Linked DNA regions of Homo sapiens: region 2 is linked to region 1. Evidence: chromatin loops called from intact Hi-C (ENCODE). Cell type or tissue: sigmoid colon. All regions are shown on one strand.

Region 1 (8,000 bases):
AAGAAAATAGTCTCTGGGCGATGGGCAAGTGGAGGACTAGGAAATTGCAGTATGGTGCCAGGCATCCACTTGTGATTAATAACAATGAATTCAAAATTCAACCAGTCAGCAAGGTAATATTTTTTCCCAGGCACATTTAGCCACACAGAGACAGACCTTAATAAACTAAGAGCGAGATTTACCAAGATTGGAATTAACAAAATATGAACATGTTCATAATTTTATTTTAAAAAGATAGGAAATTTTACATAGAAGCATATTATAGCATTCCTATAGAATAAAAACACACTAAAGACATGTATGGGTGGCTATGTTTTTATGGGCAGTTTTTATTTTCTTCCATATCCATATTCTCTAAATTTTTTTGCAAAACTCAAAATTAACCTATCTTAAGTCAATTAGTATTCAGGACCATCCCATATAACTAAAGAGAAAGTAGTAGAGCCAGGTCCCACAAGAAATTTAAATCTGAAAGCAATAAAACATGGCAATTCTCTTCATCTTTTCTCTCACTGAGTGTGTTGTCTCCTGTGTATGTTTCCTTCTGGGCATCTGCATTCCCTTGAGTCCTTGTGCTTGACAAACAACGCATGGCCCCCAATATGGCTGCTCTTATCTTAGCCCATATTCCCAGAAACCACCATCGCCTGACTGAATCTTTATTCTTCTTAGATAGAATCCACAAGAGACAAGCTAGTTGGCTCAGCTTGGATCAAGATTCCCTGTTTTGTTCAATTAGCTGGAAACAGGAGTAGGAAGTCAACTAATCAAAATATGGCAGCCACTGGCCACCCAACCCCATTACTTCAGCCAAATATTGGGGAGAGAGAGGCAATTCCAATAAAACAGGCCAAGCAAGACCCCCAAAAAAGTCTTATTATGACTTTCATAATAAGAACAAGTATTTTTAAATACATGAATAGATCAGGGGAGATAACAAAATATTAAAAACTTAGTTTCCTCTGGTCAAATATTTATTCTCTGTTTCAGGTAGCTTTTCATAATTGTGATTTCTAGAAAGCTTCTGATAAGGGACTGTTAGTACAAGGCACCGTATCTTTCATTGCATAGAAGGAGTCTGGCAGGCATAAAATCATATTTAACAGTAAAATTTACATTTTTAGAAAACACTGAGAAGCTGAAATATATCCCTGACTGCAAAATGAAACTGTTGATGACATCAAAAATTCTGAGGATTCCCTCTTCAGTGAATGTCTAGTGAATACTTACTATGTGTTATTAGACTTGTAAGTTAGATTGGAGGCAAAATAACATGATAAAACTGAAAACTCAGTCTATTAATGGCTCTTTCTTTATATTTATTTTTTTATTTTCTTATTTTTTTATTAAGACAGAGTGTCACTTTGTCACCCAGGCTGGAGTGCAGTGGCATGATCTTGACTCACTGCAACATCTGCCTCCCAGGCTCAAGCAATCCTCCTACCTCGGCCTCCCAAGTAGCTGGGACTACAGGTGTGTACCACCATGCCTGGCTAATTTTTGTATTTTTTGTAGAGACAGGGTTTCACCATGTTGCCCCAGGCTGGTCTTGAACTCCTGAGCTCAAGTGATCTGCCCACCTTGGCCTCCCAAAATGCTGAGATTACAGGCATGAGCCACACACCTGGCTGGCATCTTCTTTTAAGATTATTTTTAATTGCACAAATTGTACACGATACATGTTTGTGTATTGAAAAATTCAAGTAAATACAGAAGCAAACACCCATGACTATCCCCAATTCTAAAGACTTTGCAGAGGAAAATATGGTTAACAGTTTGGGCTGAACTTTTCCAACTGTTTTTCTAGCTTAGGTTTATATTCTAAGTTCATTCTTAAGGCTTTTCTTTTTCATCTTTAAATTTGCTTTTCTTTCTTTATGCTGATGACTTCCTGTCAGCATTCTTGGTAAGTTATATACTCCGGTGGCGTTGCATCCAGACCCTATAAAGACATTTTTAATAATATCCCAAAGATCCAATCTCTTAAGGCTCTCAGATTTCACCTGTTTTTTAAAAGCAGACATTTTATGGACTGGCGAAGCAATCATTTAGAAACATACATCTCTGAAGCCATAATCATTTTATAATTTGTTCTGCCTCACAAACAACTGCAGCCAGTCTTCCAGGAGGACAATCCTTTAAACTAAATCTCCAGCATTAAAGCCGCTTATGGCTATTTCAGATAATGGGAGCTGTCCAGTCTGTGGTGTGTTCAGTCCCTTTCATTTAGGGAGAATCTGCTGTACGTAATATCGACTTGAAAATGAGCTCCGCACTAGAAATTCAGCAGTGAATGACGGAAATAAGTGAGCTTACAAAATTTATTGGAAATTTCTTTTTGAAGGTCAGAAAATATAACAAGCACAATAGCAAATGTGTATTTTTTTAAATATATATACCACATTCTTATGAGACCCTGTTTTATGGCAGTACCCTTTCAAAAAAAAACTGATTAAAGATAACTCAAACAAAGCCTACTTTGTAGATTTGTCTAAATTTCTGAAATAATAAATAAATACACAAGCCAAAAAAAATCTCTGGACATTTCCCCCAAAAGGAAAAAAAAATCCCAAAAAATATGTTCTTTGTGGACCTTGTAATAAGTCATATTTGTGAAGAAACACACTCTGTCACTTAAGAGTATATCATCTTGAATACTATTGGAATTTTTATTATACTCAGTTTCCTCTTTAAATTGGAAATTATAATGTCTGTTTTACAAGTATTGTTGAAAAATATGTTTGGGTTCCCCCCAAATTTATATGTTAAAAAGTAATTCCCAATGTGAAGGCATTAGGATGTGGGGCCTTTGGAAGGTGATTAGGTCATAAGGTTGGAGCCCTCATAGGGGGATTATGCCCTTTTAAGGGTCTGAAGAGACCAGAGTTCTTCCCTTCCACCATGTGAGAAAACAGCAAGAAGGTACCATTCTATGAACCAGGAAATGAACCTTCACCATATATCAAATATGCTGGTGCCTTGCTCTTGGACTTCCCAGCCTCTAGAACTGTAAAAAATGAATTCATGTTGTTTATAAACCACCCAATTTATGGGATTCTGTTATAGCAGCCTGAACAAAAGAAGACAATTGTACAATGTATGCATAGCAGAGGCTTTGCCATGTGCCTGCCCCATCACTGATTCCAGTTCCAACTGGTGGCAGACAATTCCCATACATACTGGAAAAACCTTATGCCAGATGTTTGCCTTATTGCTCAGCTTTTCTGCCTCAGGACTCGTTCTGAAGCTATAAGATTCCTCAGCCTTATATAGGACAGTCCAGAAACGTTGGGGCACTAACATCCATGGGCACAACCCTCAGCCAGTGAGAAATGGGGGTCAGTAAATAAATGCCTCAGTCTTCTGTTCTTCAGAGGAACAATTCTGAAATTCATTCTATATGGCTCCCTGAGGGGTCCATGGAATTGAGCCAGTTCTCCATAGCAATAACTGGCTCAATAATATATCTTTAATTGGCTTCCTGGAATCATTCCTCAAATAAATTATTTTCACCCAAATGCGTGTCTCAAGCTCTGCTAGGGGTAGAACCCAAACTAAGATATTAGTTAAAGTGCTTTTAATAGCGCCCTGTGGCCAGGTGTAGTGGCTCACGCCTGTAATCCCAGCACTTTGGGAGGCCAAGGCAGGTGGATCACGAGGTCAAGAGATCGAGACCATCTTGGCCAACGTGGTCAAACCCCATCTCTAAGAAAAATACAAAAATTAGCTGGGCGTGGTGGTGCACGCCTGTAGTCCCAGCTACTTGGGAGGCTGAGGCAGGAGAATCACTTGAACTCAGGAGGCAGAGGTTGCAGTGAGCTGAGGTCGCGCCACTGCACTCCAGCCTTCCAGCCTGGCGACAGAGCAAGACTCTGTCTCAAAAAAAAAAAAAGAGTCCAGTATAAAATTCATGGTTAGTATATGATGGTTTCGTTTCCTATGCCTCTTCAGTAGTGTCATTCTTTACTTGTGAATCAGATATCCAGATCTAAGCAATGACTCACTCTGGGGAAAAACAATGTCCTAAATATGGTAGCCTGTAGAGGCCACTGAGGACTTGAAATGCAGCCAATTCAAATTGAGAGGTGCTGACAGTGTAAGCTTTACAAGAGATTTCAAAAACTTAGAATAAAAAAAAGTAAAGTATCTCATGATATAATAATTTGTAGATTGATTAGTTGAAATAACACTGTGGATATATTGGGTGAAATAAAATATAGTATTAATATTAATTCCACTTGTTTCTTCTCATGTTTTCAAATATGGCTACCCAAATTTTTTAAGTTATATTAAGGCTTGTATACATCTATTGGACAGCGCTGCTCTAAACATTATAGGAAAGAGTCATGGTGTGAAGAGAGAGAGAGAATGTATGTGCGACTCAGAATATTCAACAAGATGTTTAATTGTAAGCCACAGAAACAATTTAGGCGGATGTAAGAAAGACTTCATTAAAGATTAAAGGAGGCTCCAAAACCTGGCCCAAAGAATCAAGCTTGGAGGCTGCACAGCGGGTACAATTGTATAGAGATAGTCTGCAAAATACCTGCCATCATTTTTCTTCCTGTATCCACATCCCTTAACAATGTGACTTTGAAGTTCCTCCCATCAGGAGGTAGGGTGTTTCTTTACCCTTTGATTTGGTGCTGGCCTTGTGACTTGCTTTGGCCAAAAGAATGTGGCAGAAGTGATGGTTATATCAGTTCTGAATGTAGACTTCACAGGAGCTCTACTTCTTGGAACCCTGCTGACCTGTCATGTGAACAACCCTGGGCTGGACTGTTCGGTGATAGAGACATGCGGTCCAGTCATCCCCATAGCCTCAGCTGACAGTCAGCCAAACCACAGAAACAGAGCTGCCTCATCGACCAGCAGCCAACTCCAAACACATGAATGAGCCCAGAGCTGTTCAGTTAAACCCAATTCAAACTGCTGTTTTCACAAGATCATAAATAAGCTAAATATAAGTTACTAAGTTCTGAGATGACTTGTGTCAAAGATAAATCCAGACACTGGTTAGACACTGGTTAAAGCACTAAGAATAAACTTTATTCCGTAATTATCACTGCAAAGGGAAAGAGGTTCCAACATGAACTGAACTTTGATTTGTGCAGAGGTGACTGGGCATGTTAAAGGGACAATGAGGGACTAAGGAAGGGGGAATGAGCAGGGGCTTAAGCAGAAACTGATCTTGTTAATTGGTGCTTATCTAAAGGAGAAGCAAACTTCTTATATTTATATGGCAGAAGGCAGTGGTGTAAATTAGAGGCAAGGTGCCACGGGGCTGGGCACCAGAGGGGGAATTATTTCCCTGAATGTTAATTTTGGGTGGTAGAAGATCTACATCGCAAAGGGGAAGAGAAAGGAATTACAACTGCAAGCTTCCTAAACTACAACTGCTCTAAGAGGGGAGGGTTCAGGGGCCTGTTTATTACTGGTTTGGACTGGATCAGTCTTGAGCTTTCCAAGGTGAGCAGTTTAAGGGGCTAGGGTCATTCTAGGAATGTAGCTTTGAGCTGCTAGAAACTATATTAATTTTTGCTCAAAAATTTTAGTGTGGGAGTGGAGTATGGAAAATAGACAAAAATCATTTATGCTGAGAGTCTGCAGTTTTTATAAGCCTACACTGGGGCATGGTCAAAAACAGAACTCAGAAGAGCTTATCTAAAGTTCAGTCAAGAAGAGAGTCTTTGCGACTTACCACTTAGTTATGGGATGATCAGTTATGCAGCAAAATCTAAATAATATCATTTTTCAAATCACACCACAGAACTGGTGCATTGGAAACCCCACCACCCCTCCTGCTAGACCCAGAAACTGCAGCTTGCGTGGCTGACCTACTGATACCAAACATGGCACCACTACTAGGGTCTCTGGAAAGGGCATGTACCTCCCACCACGGCTGCCAAGCTCACCAGAATGGATTGTGTTTTGTTTTGATTTTTTTGGTATCACTACCCTCAATTCAAAGTCTAGGGAGTCTCCATCTAATTCATGGAACCTAAGTCGTGTGCTCATGCCCTAGTTTCACATTGGTATCTTCGGTTTCTACAGTGGAAATCGTTTCCCTTTAATAAAATAGAGAATTATCCAATGCAGGAAGGATGTTCAGATGCTGGGTCATCAAACCAAAAAACAAATGCTATTATGTAAACTATAATATTTCATACCTTCATTGTTTACTGTTGCTGAGAACCATGCCTGAACACACTCCTTATCTTTCTCTATTTTAATAATTCCTCTTCATCTTCCCTGGGAAATTTTCTCTGACTTCTGCCTTCCCCAGCCCTGGTTATATTAGAAAAATGCACAGAGGCATGAAACCTAGCAAAGTAATTAGGATTCCCATTGTTTCCTCAGTTCCTCACTGGTTCTTATCATCAAGAATCTTTCGACCTGAGTGACTGAAATCTTTCATTCATTCCCCAGTGCCTGGCATGGTGTCTGAAACATATTAAGACCTCAGTGTTTATTTCTACATAAATAAACTAGAGATTCATGAAATGAGAGGTCACTCTTATAAAACAGGTTGGTGTCAGATTATGCAGGATATAAATGCAACCTAGCTCAGAGGCAACATAATGTCATTAAAGGTTTTTGTACTATTTATTAGAAAGATTCACCTATATTCAGTGTGTAGGATGCAAATAAGAGTGTGAGGCCAGAGCCTAGCCAGCAACCTACTGCAAAATGTAGTAGGTTGAGAGTGGAAGGGGCTAGCCACACTAATGCAAGAGAAGAGCCAGCTGCATGAAATAAAATTAAGAAGATGTTGGCATCTGACTGGTTCTGGGATGGAGGGAGAGGAAGGAGTATGTTCATATATCATGACAAAAAAATTGAAATGTGTTTTTTTTAATTATGATAATTTTCTTGTTTCCCAAAGACCTTTCCTTCATCCTGTTTATTCTAAGGTATTTTCAAACTCAGGAAAGGAAAAATTACTGCAGAACAGAATAAAAGGGATGTCATGTTTTTTGCTTTTAGCTTCAAACAGCAATGTTGTAGAACAGCAAAGACTTTGGAAGAGTACTTACAGAAAGAAGTTACACCCTTCATCTCCACGCAAGTTTAGGTGCCCAGTAGGTGAAAGCGTCCTGATAGGATGAAAATAATTCATGGAGGAGCAGCAAAAGGGTTAAATGCACATGAGGGAAGACTGAAACCTTACTCTTCCCTAGTGTATAGTTTGAGGAGAGAGAAGGTTGGAAAAAGTGTGTTCTAGATCTACCACATCAACTTAGTACCCCAGCATCAGAGCAAAAATGGTCAGTTACATTGGGCCAACAGTTAGATGTGGCTCGGTGTGACATCGAGGGGCAAAGAGACTCTGATGACGGCTCTGATCCTACCTTAAGGTCACCCGTGAGAAGTGGACAAATAAACCTCCCACTTCCCCAAGCAGGGCTCAGAAGGTACTTGAAAGAGACAGCTTAGGACCCAAGGGTCTAGAATTTTTAACCCAAATGCAAGTGGGCATTATGCAGCTGAGGCGCTCACAGTTGCAGAGATTTCAGGAGGTGGCCTTCTGGAAGACTGACAAATACCATGACCACGGAAGAACAGGTCCCTTTTCCCTGACTCCCTACCTCCATCCTGTCTAGAATAAACTAGGGAACAGGAATACCACCCTGAAGAGCAGGAGGCAAAGGCAAAGTCCAGAAATGACATGATTTTAAACTTGAAGTTACAAGACAAAGGATGACATGACAAAAGTATGACAAAGGCTAAATCCATCTAGAAATGACTAGATTTTGCATTACAATATCAGGGGAAATAGGGCATATAATAGAAACTAAGTTCAATTACCCAAAAATAAAATATTACCTAGTTTGTATGTATGACTTTAAGGCCTATGAAAATTACACTTACAATAGGTACAAAGGAGTTTACTCCATTTGTAAGAGGATTGAGAGTTCTTTTTGTGGAACTATAACAGGTTTCATTAAAAAAATAACAAATTATTGGCTGAAATGTTTCAACTCTAAGTTGAAATTAAA
Region 2 (8,000 bases), 57 kb before region 1:
GAGCCAAATCATGAGTGAACTCCCCTTCACAATTGCTTCAAAGAGAATAAAATACCTAGGAATCCAACTTACAAGGGATGTGAAGGACCTCTTCAAGGAGAACTACAAACCACTGCTCAATGAAATAAAAGAGGATACAAACAAATGGAAGAACATTCCATGCTCATGGGTAGGAAGAATCAATATCGTGAAAATGGCCATACTGCCCAAGGTAATTTATAGATTCAATGCCATCCTCATCAAGCTACCAATGACTTTCTTCACAGAATTGGAAAAAACTACTTTAAAGTTCATATGGAACCAAAAAAGAGCCCACGTCGCCAAGTCAATCCTAAGCCAAAAGAACAAAGCTGGAGGCATCACACTACCTGACTTCAAATACAAGGCTACAGTAACCAAAACAGCATGGTATATATAACAGAGATATAGATCAATGGAACAGAACAGAGCCCTCAGAAATAATGCCACATATCTACACCTATCTGATCTTTGACAAACCTGAGAAAAACAAGCAATGGGGAAAGGATTCCCTATTTAATAAATGGTGCTGGGAAAACTGGCTAGCCATATGTAGAAAGCTGAAACTGGATCCCTTCCTTACACCTTATACAAAAATTAATTCAAGATGGATTAAAGACTTAAACGTTAGACCTAAAACCATAAAAACCCTAGAAGAAAACCTAGGCATTACCATTCAGGACATAGGCATGGGCAAGGACTTCATGTCTAAAACAACAAAAGCAATGGGAACAAAAGCCAAAATTGACAAATGGGATCTAATTAAACTAAAGAGCTTCTGCACAGCAAAAGAAACTACCATCAGAGTGAACAGGCAACCTACAAAATGGGAGAAAATTTTCGCAACCTGCTCATCTGACAAAGGGCTAGTATCCAGAATCTACAATGAACTCAAACAAATTTACAAGAAAAAAACAAACAACCCCATCAAAAAGTGGGCAAAGGATATGAACAGACACTTCTCAAAAGAAGACATTTATGCAGCCAAAAAACACATGAAAAAATGCTCATCATCACTGGCCATCAGAGAAATGCAAATCAAAACCACAATGAGATACCATCTCACACCAGTTAGAATGGCAATCATTAAAAAATCAGGAAACGACAGGTGCTGGAGAGGATGTGGAGAAATAGGAACACTTTTACACTGTTGGTGGGACTGTAAACTAGTTCAACCATTGTGGAAGCAGGTGTGGCGATTCCTCAGGGATCTAGAACTAGAAATACCATTTGACCCAGCCATCCCATTACTGGGTATGTGCCCAAAGGATTATAAATCATGCTGCTATAAAGACACACGCACATGTATGTTTACTGCAGCACTATTCACAATAGCAAAGACTTGGAACCAACCCAAATGTCCAACAATGACAGACTGGATTAAGAAAATGTGGCACATACACACCATGGAATCCTATGCAGCCATAAAAAATGATGAGTTCATGTCCTTTGTAGGGACATGGATGAAATTGGAAATCATCATTCTCAGTAAACTATCGCAAGGACAAAAAAACCAAACACCGCATGTTCTCACTCATAGGTGGGAACTGAACAATGAGAACACATGGACACAGGAAGGGGAACATCACACTCTGGGGACTGTTGTGCAGTCGGGTGGGGGGGGAGGGATAGCATTAGGAGATATACCTAATGCTAAATGATGAGTTAATGGGTGCAGCACACCAGCATGGCACATGCATACATATATAACTAACCTGCACATTGTGCACATGTACCCTAAAGCTTAAAGTATAATAATAATAAAAATAAAAATAAAAAATAGAGCAAAAATAAATAAATAAGTGTTTTCACCATTTGACTATGTCAAGAAATTTTTTTTCATCGCTCATATTCTCAGCCCTACACATATCTTATTCTAGGTTCCTCAGCAAGTTGAGATGGTTTTTAATATTCCTGAGGGTTATTGGTTTCTTTGTTTGTTTGTTTTCAGACGGAGTCTTGCTCTGTCGCCCAGGCTGGAGCGCAGTGGCACCATCTCGGCTCACTGCAAGCTCCGCCTGCCGGGTTCACGCCATTCTCCTGCCTCAGCCTCCTGAGTAGCTGGGACTACAGGCACCCGCCACCACGCCCGGCTAATTTTTTGTACTTTTAGTAGAGACAGGATTTCACGGTGTTAGCCAGGATGGGCTCGATCTCCTGACCTCGTGATCCGCCCACCTCGACCTCCCAAAGTGCTGGGATCAGAGGCATGAGCCACTGTGCCCAGCCGGGTTATTATTTTAAAGACAATATCTTCGAATTTTTTTAAGAAGTAGATACATTTAGGTCTGATTTCCTTGAATATGAATGGATGTGTTTTATTCTTCTCTCCAATAGGATGTTAAATTAAATGATGCTGGGATCAGTGTTTCTGATGGCCCGATCTCAAAAAAAAGAGCATTCTCTTTGGATACATTTTCCAAAACTTTAAGATATGCAAAACCACCAGCAAATTTTATTCAGACAAGAAACGACCCTGCTTTACACACAGGGCAGGAACTGGTGCTGGGACTTCCATTCTGGCTATGAATAGAAGAAGCCTGGGCCAGCAAAAAAACTGACACTGAGAACGGAGGCGTGCAGCAAGGATAGTCTCATAAACAAAAAGGGAAGCAACAGAAAGGAAATCTGTAAAAACTCCCTGAGGCCTTTGATCACAGAACACCGTGTAGATGCTCCAAGGGCTCATTTAAGACATTGGCTAGTTACTATGTGACTTGAAGCAGCTCACGCCACCACTCTGAGCCTGCTTTTTCATCTGCAAAAAAAAAACCAGTATATCAACAACTAGTTTTGGGCATTCTTATAGGACTACGTTAAGTGCTTGGTAAAATGTAAGGGTATGTGATTACAGCAATATATTCATTTTAACAAAATTTCACAGTAAAATAATTTGGATGTTTTCTAGATTGTTTTTTTTTTTGGCATTTTACAGTGAAAACCGATAAACCCAGCAGCCAGCACTTTATTATCCAAGGACAAAACTTTGTGCATACCTTTAGGTTATCTAATACCTGGTACTAAAAGAAAAAAGCAAATAAAACCAACTTACAGATTGCATCTAGAACAGACGTTATACAATATCCATTTATGTCAATAAAGATATTGAAGTATAAAAAAAAAATTTTTTTTTTTTGAGACAGAGTCTCGCTGTGTCACCCAGGCTGGAGTGCAGTGGCACAATCTCAGCTCACTGCAACCTCTCCCTCCCAGGTTCAAGCAATTCTCCTGCCTCAGCCTCCGGATTAGCTGGGATTACAGGCACCTGCCACCACGCCCAAGTAATATATATACATATATGTATTTTTTTTCTTTTTTTTTCTTTTTTTTGTATTTTACTAGAGACAAGGTTTCACCGTGTTGGCCAGGCTGGTCTCGAACTCCTGACTCAAGTGATCTGCCCACCTCGGCCTCCCAGAGTGCTGGGATTACGGGCATGAGCCACCGTACCCGACCTAAAAAATATTATTTGTAAATTGACTAGACTGTAACTTCTAGGAAGTGTAAAAAATATTACTTTTAAATTGCCTTGAGTGTAACTTCTAACCCATATTTCTAAAAATTCACAGAAGTATTCAAACGCCACATTGGTGGAAGATGTAAGAAGGGGACTTTTATAGTTTGCTGTTCTGCCTTTGCTTTCCCATCTCAGATCTTCAGTAGGGTAGTTACAGCAACCTCTTATAAGAAAGTGCCATACCTAATAAAGATATCAGAGAGGTCATAGAGCAATCAAGAGTCAGGAACTGAGTTTCCAAACCCTTTTTCTCTGTCCTTTAGGTAGCTTCACTTCACTCTAACTCTCAATTGTTTGTTGGAATCATACTCCGTGGATTTTGCTACCTAACGTTGACAGAAAACATTAAAACTCCAGGCAATCCATCCCCAGTTCATCAGCTCTCACCTTGGGAGCACTGCTCAGGGAGGGTACAAAGACAGTCATTTCATTCCTCTCACTACAGCCACGTTTTCTGTCCTCCTCGCTGCCTTCCACCGTCTGTACTAATACTACTCTTATTCAGCCCCCAAGTGTTATTTCCAGGGATTTCCTCAAATCACAAGTCTTTATACAATATTTGGAATTTCATGTGATTCCAATGCAGGAAAAGTGCAATCTCCTGCCATTTCTATCACACTGTCTGGAAACCTCCCCTCCCACGTATTTACCTTAATGAAAAGAGGAAAATGGAAGAAAACATATCTTTTCCCATAAAAAAAAATCCCCTTTATTAATCAACCAAAAAATGCTACTTCATGACTCCTTTTTTTTTTTGTAGAGAGAGGGTCTCACTATGTTACCCAGGCTGGTCTGTAACACCTGGGCTCAAGCCATCCTCCTGCCTTTGGCCTCCCAAAGTGCTGGGATTACAGGCGAGAGCCTTCGCACCTGGCTGGCCTCCTTTATGGTATTTTTACATACTCCCTCTCTTCACTCTTCAGCCGTAACTTCTTTCTCCTGGCTTAACCACCTACCAGAGAGACCTTCCCCAACAACTCATGCAGATTTCCCTCTAGACAGCTCCATTACTCTATCGCACCACTGTTCTACTCTTTCTTAATTCTTATCCTAATATAAATTTTAAATATTCATCATTTATTTTTAATGCTTTTTGTTTATAATCCTACAAGACATATTGAGCTCCACAAGGATCTTTTTGCCGTACTCACCCCTGCATTTCAGTTCCTTGCTCACTGCCTGACACATAATACTGTAAAGAACTGGGAAGGGACTGAATTTTGCCCTACTCACAAGCCAATAAGTTTGCCTGCTACAGTTTCATTGATGCCAGTAGAAGACAGGAGACTCAGGGTCAGAGAAGAAGAACAGCTTATTAATCACAACAATAGCAACAGCCAGGATTTTGGCATTTTGGGGACAGTATCTCGAGGCCCAAGTCTACAGGGTGACACAAAAGAACCGAAAGATACCTGAATACATAGTGGGTTGTGATACAGGAGAGGAATGCTGAGTTTAGGGGATGCAAAAATTTTATAATGGGCAGCAAGCATGTCTGCCCTTTGCTCCAAAGGGAGACCCAATCCCTAGCTTCCAAGGCCATTCACTGTATGAACATCACTGAAAAGATTTTCTGGGACAAAGGGTAATCTGTGTCTTTCTTATAAGGTATGCAGAAACATAAGAAACCCATGGAAAATTATCTCCTAACAAGTAGAGAATCAAAAAATAATATTTTTTATTTAATGAATAAATGAACTAGAACACCAATCTAGCACAGGTAGTGAAACTATTTTTTAAAAAAGAAAGAAAACCTTCTTTTGTTACTGAAGAGATGTCCTTACCCAGTGGAATGCTGGCAACTGTTTAACATTCAGCTCTTGGGGATAGAGGAGAGCTGATTTGATTTGTAGCATTTTTCAGTTTTCTTGGCAAAAGTATTCACACTGTAACCAACAAGAAGTTACTGATATCTCGGAATGCAGAGCTGGGGAGAGATGCTGGACAACACATCATTGTGGAATATTCCCACCATATGAATGCAAAACGTAAATCATCTCAAAAGGTGACTTTACTAAATAGTAAAATACTTAGGAAGCGGTGAGTCTTGAGTACATATTAGTTTAGTTTTAAAGACAGTTTACTTCATTGTAAGTTTATACGACTAATTTTTTCGAGACAGGGCCTTGCTCTTTTGCCCAGGCTGGAGTGTAGTGGTGCAATCATAGCTCACTGCAGCCTGAACTCCTGGGCTCACGTGATCCTCCCACCTCAGCTTCCCAAGCAGCTGAGACTGCAGGCGTGCACTACCATGCCCAGCTAATTTATTTTTCGTTTTATTTTTTGTAGAGACGGGGGCCTCACTATGTTGTCCAGGCTGGTCTCAAACTCCTGACCTCAGGCAATCATCCCACTTTGGCCTTCCAAAGCTCTGGGATTACAGGTGTGAGGCACTTTGGCCGGCCTTGACTTAGTTTTTAATAATGTCTGTGTTTAATAAGTGGCTCACAAAATTCTTGAAAATTTAACAATTGGCTCTTGTGAGCGGGCACAGGACACTCTTTACCACTGTTCTTCACTCCTCTCTGCCTGTCTTTAGTGTCACTCTTGTCCCTTCAGTCCCATATGTATTTTATTTCCAGATCTTTCATTTCTTTAGAACTCAGCTACTTCTGTTCCTCCGGGCTATGCTCTGCCTCATTCCCTTTCACTACACCCCCAAGCCTCACCCCATTCCTGGAAAGCTTTCGATTCTGTCCTTCACCATCCTCCCACCCCCACCTCCCAATACACACACCCCATGGCAGGCCATAGAAGCACCCCCAGGGATGGGATCCAGGAAATTCCACTTCGCCTTCCTCAGTAATCAAGGCCACAGCAGGGAAGATGGCTAACTGTGTTCCCAAGTGATCACTTTCAATGGATTTCCTCATGAAATCATTGCAACTACCTACTTGTTAGGCTCTACACTATTTTTTGTGCCATATTTTAAGTACCATTTATTATAATAGGGATTTACAAGCAGATCTGAGATACTAACCTCTCTTCTGATGTGAAAAATGCATTCCAATTTCTAAACTGAGAAAGCAACTTTGGGAACATACACAAATGAGAAACTGCTTAATATATGGAATTTGATATATAATTGTATAATGTTTATTTATTGAACTATATCCACCAGAGGGCAGCAAAAAATTTTATATGGGACATGTATTTACTCAATACAGAATTAAGAGCAAACCTCCATCATTACTTGATGATAAACAGGAAACCATTCGAGTCCCAATAAAGGCTTTCAATATTATGGAGAAATATGATCACAAGGCTAAAATTTATTTTTTACTTTAAAGCCTCAATACTAACTTTCATATTAGGTTAATCTCCAGTTAGTTACTCATTGATCCGTTTAATATATATTATTTAAACACTTCTCATATTCAAAGCATTGTGCTAGTAATGACCACAGTGAGGCATGATTCGAGGAATACAAAAACAACTGCCTGCCTGTGCAGTTGTTTATATATCAGTCAGGATTCTCCAGAGACATAGAAGCATTTGGATGTGTGTGTGTGAGTGTGTACATTAAAAGATTTATTCTAAGGAATTGGCTCATGAAATTATGCGGGCTGGCAAGTCTGAAACTTGTAGAGACAGACAAGCAGGCTGGAAATGCAGTCAGGAGAGGATGCTATGGTCTTCAGGCAGATTTTCTTTTCAGTGAAACCTGTTTTTTGCTCTGAAGGACTTCATCTGTTGGGATGAGGCCCACCCACATTATGAAAGTTAGTATCTTTTACTTAAAATCAACCGACCGTAGATGTTAATTGCATCTACGAAATACCTTCACAGTGACACCTGGATTGGTGTTTGGTTACGTAACTGAGTACTACAGCCCAGACAAGTTGACACATAAAATTAAACACTCCAGGCTGGGCGCGGTGGCTCACGCCTTTAATCCCAGCACTTTGGGAGGCCGAGGCGGGCGGATCACGAGGTCAGGAGATTGAGACCATCCCGGCTGACACGGTGAAACCCCGTCTCTACTAAAAATACAAAAAATTAGCCGGGCGTGGTGGCGGGCGCCTGTAGTCCCAGCTACTCCGGAGGCTGAGGCAGGAGAATGGCGTGAACCCGGGAGGCGGAGCTTGCAGTGAGCCGAGATCGCGCCACTGCGCTCCAGCCTGGGAGACAGAGCGAGACTCCGCCTCAAAAAAAAAACAAAACAAAACAAAACAAAAAAACAAAAAAAAAAAACAAAAAAAAATTAACTACTCCACTGCTCAGAAACATTTTCCCTGTCCAGATGCTGTATCCTAGAAATGCCGCACTTGGAAAAACATGCTCTGAGTCATGAATTGATCTTTCCAGATAACGTCTCTAAAATGCATACATCCTTGGTAGGTTAATATACCTACCTAGACACCAAGGCGTGAGTGCCAGGTTATCACATACATTTCTCCAGACAAAAGAGAATCTGTGGCATCCTGAAAGCAATGAGTAGCAAGAGATTCTAAATGCTGAAAGC

The links. A loop is a pair of places that touch in the nucleus more often than their neighbours do. Peaks named below come from ENCODE experiments on the same cell type or tissue, not always from the same donor. Only the 100,000 strongest peaks of a DNase experiment are listed, where the experiment ranks them.
Region 2: a loop joins it to region 1, with 5 times the contacts of the local background. A loop is called at or near these places in 6 of 110 quality-filtered maps.

What each region holds. Positions count from the first base shown.
Region 1 is chr21:17,845,267-17,853,266 of GRCh38, reverse strand. All of the region lies in intron 1 of LINC03147 (long intergenic non-protein coding RNA 3147), which reads left to right. All of the region lies in intron 2 of LOC124900465 (a long non-coding RNA gene), which reads right to left. Among named protein-coding and RNA genes, the nearest start is that of C21orf91, 30 kb to the right of the region's middle. In sigmoid colon, no CTCF peak of the experiment used is centred here; a DNase peak (open chromatin) is centred at 4,816; H3K27ac peaks cover 287 bases.
Region 2 is chr21:17,901,878-17,909,877 of GRCh38, reverse strand. No RefSeq gene overlaps it. Among named protein-coding and RNA genes, the nearest start is that of LINC03147, 20 kb to the right of the region's middle. RefSeq lists an enhancer at 6,076-6,634. In sigmoid colon, no CTCF peak of the experiment used is centred here; no DNase peak of the experiment used is centred here.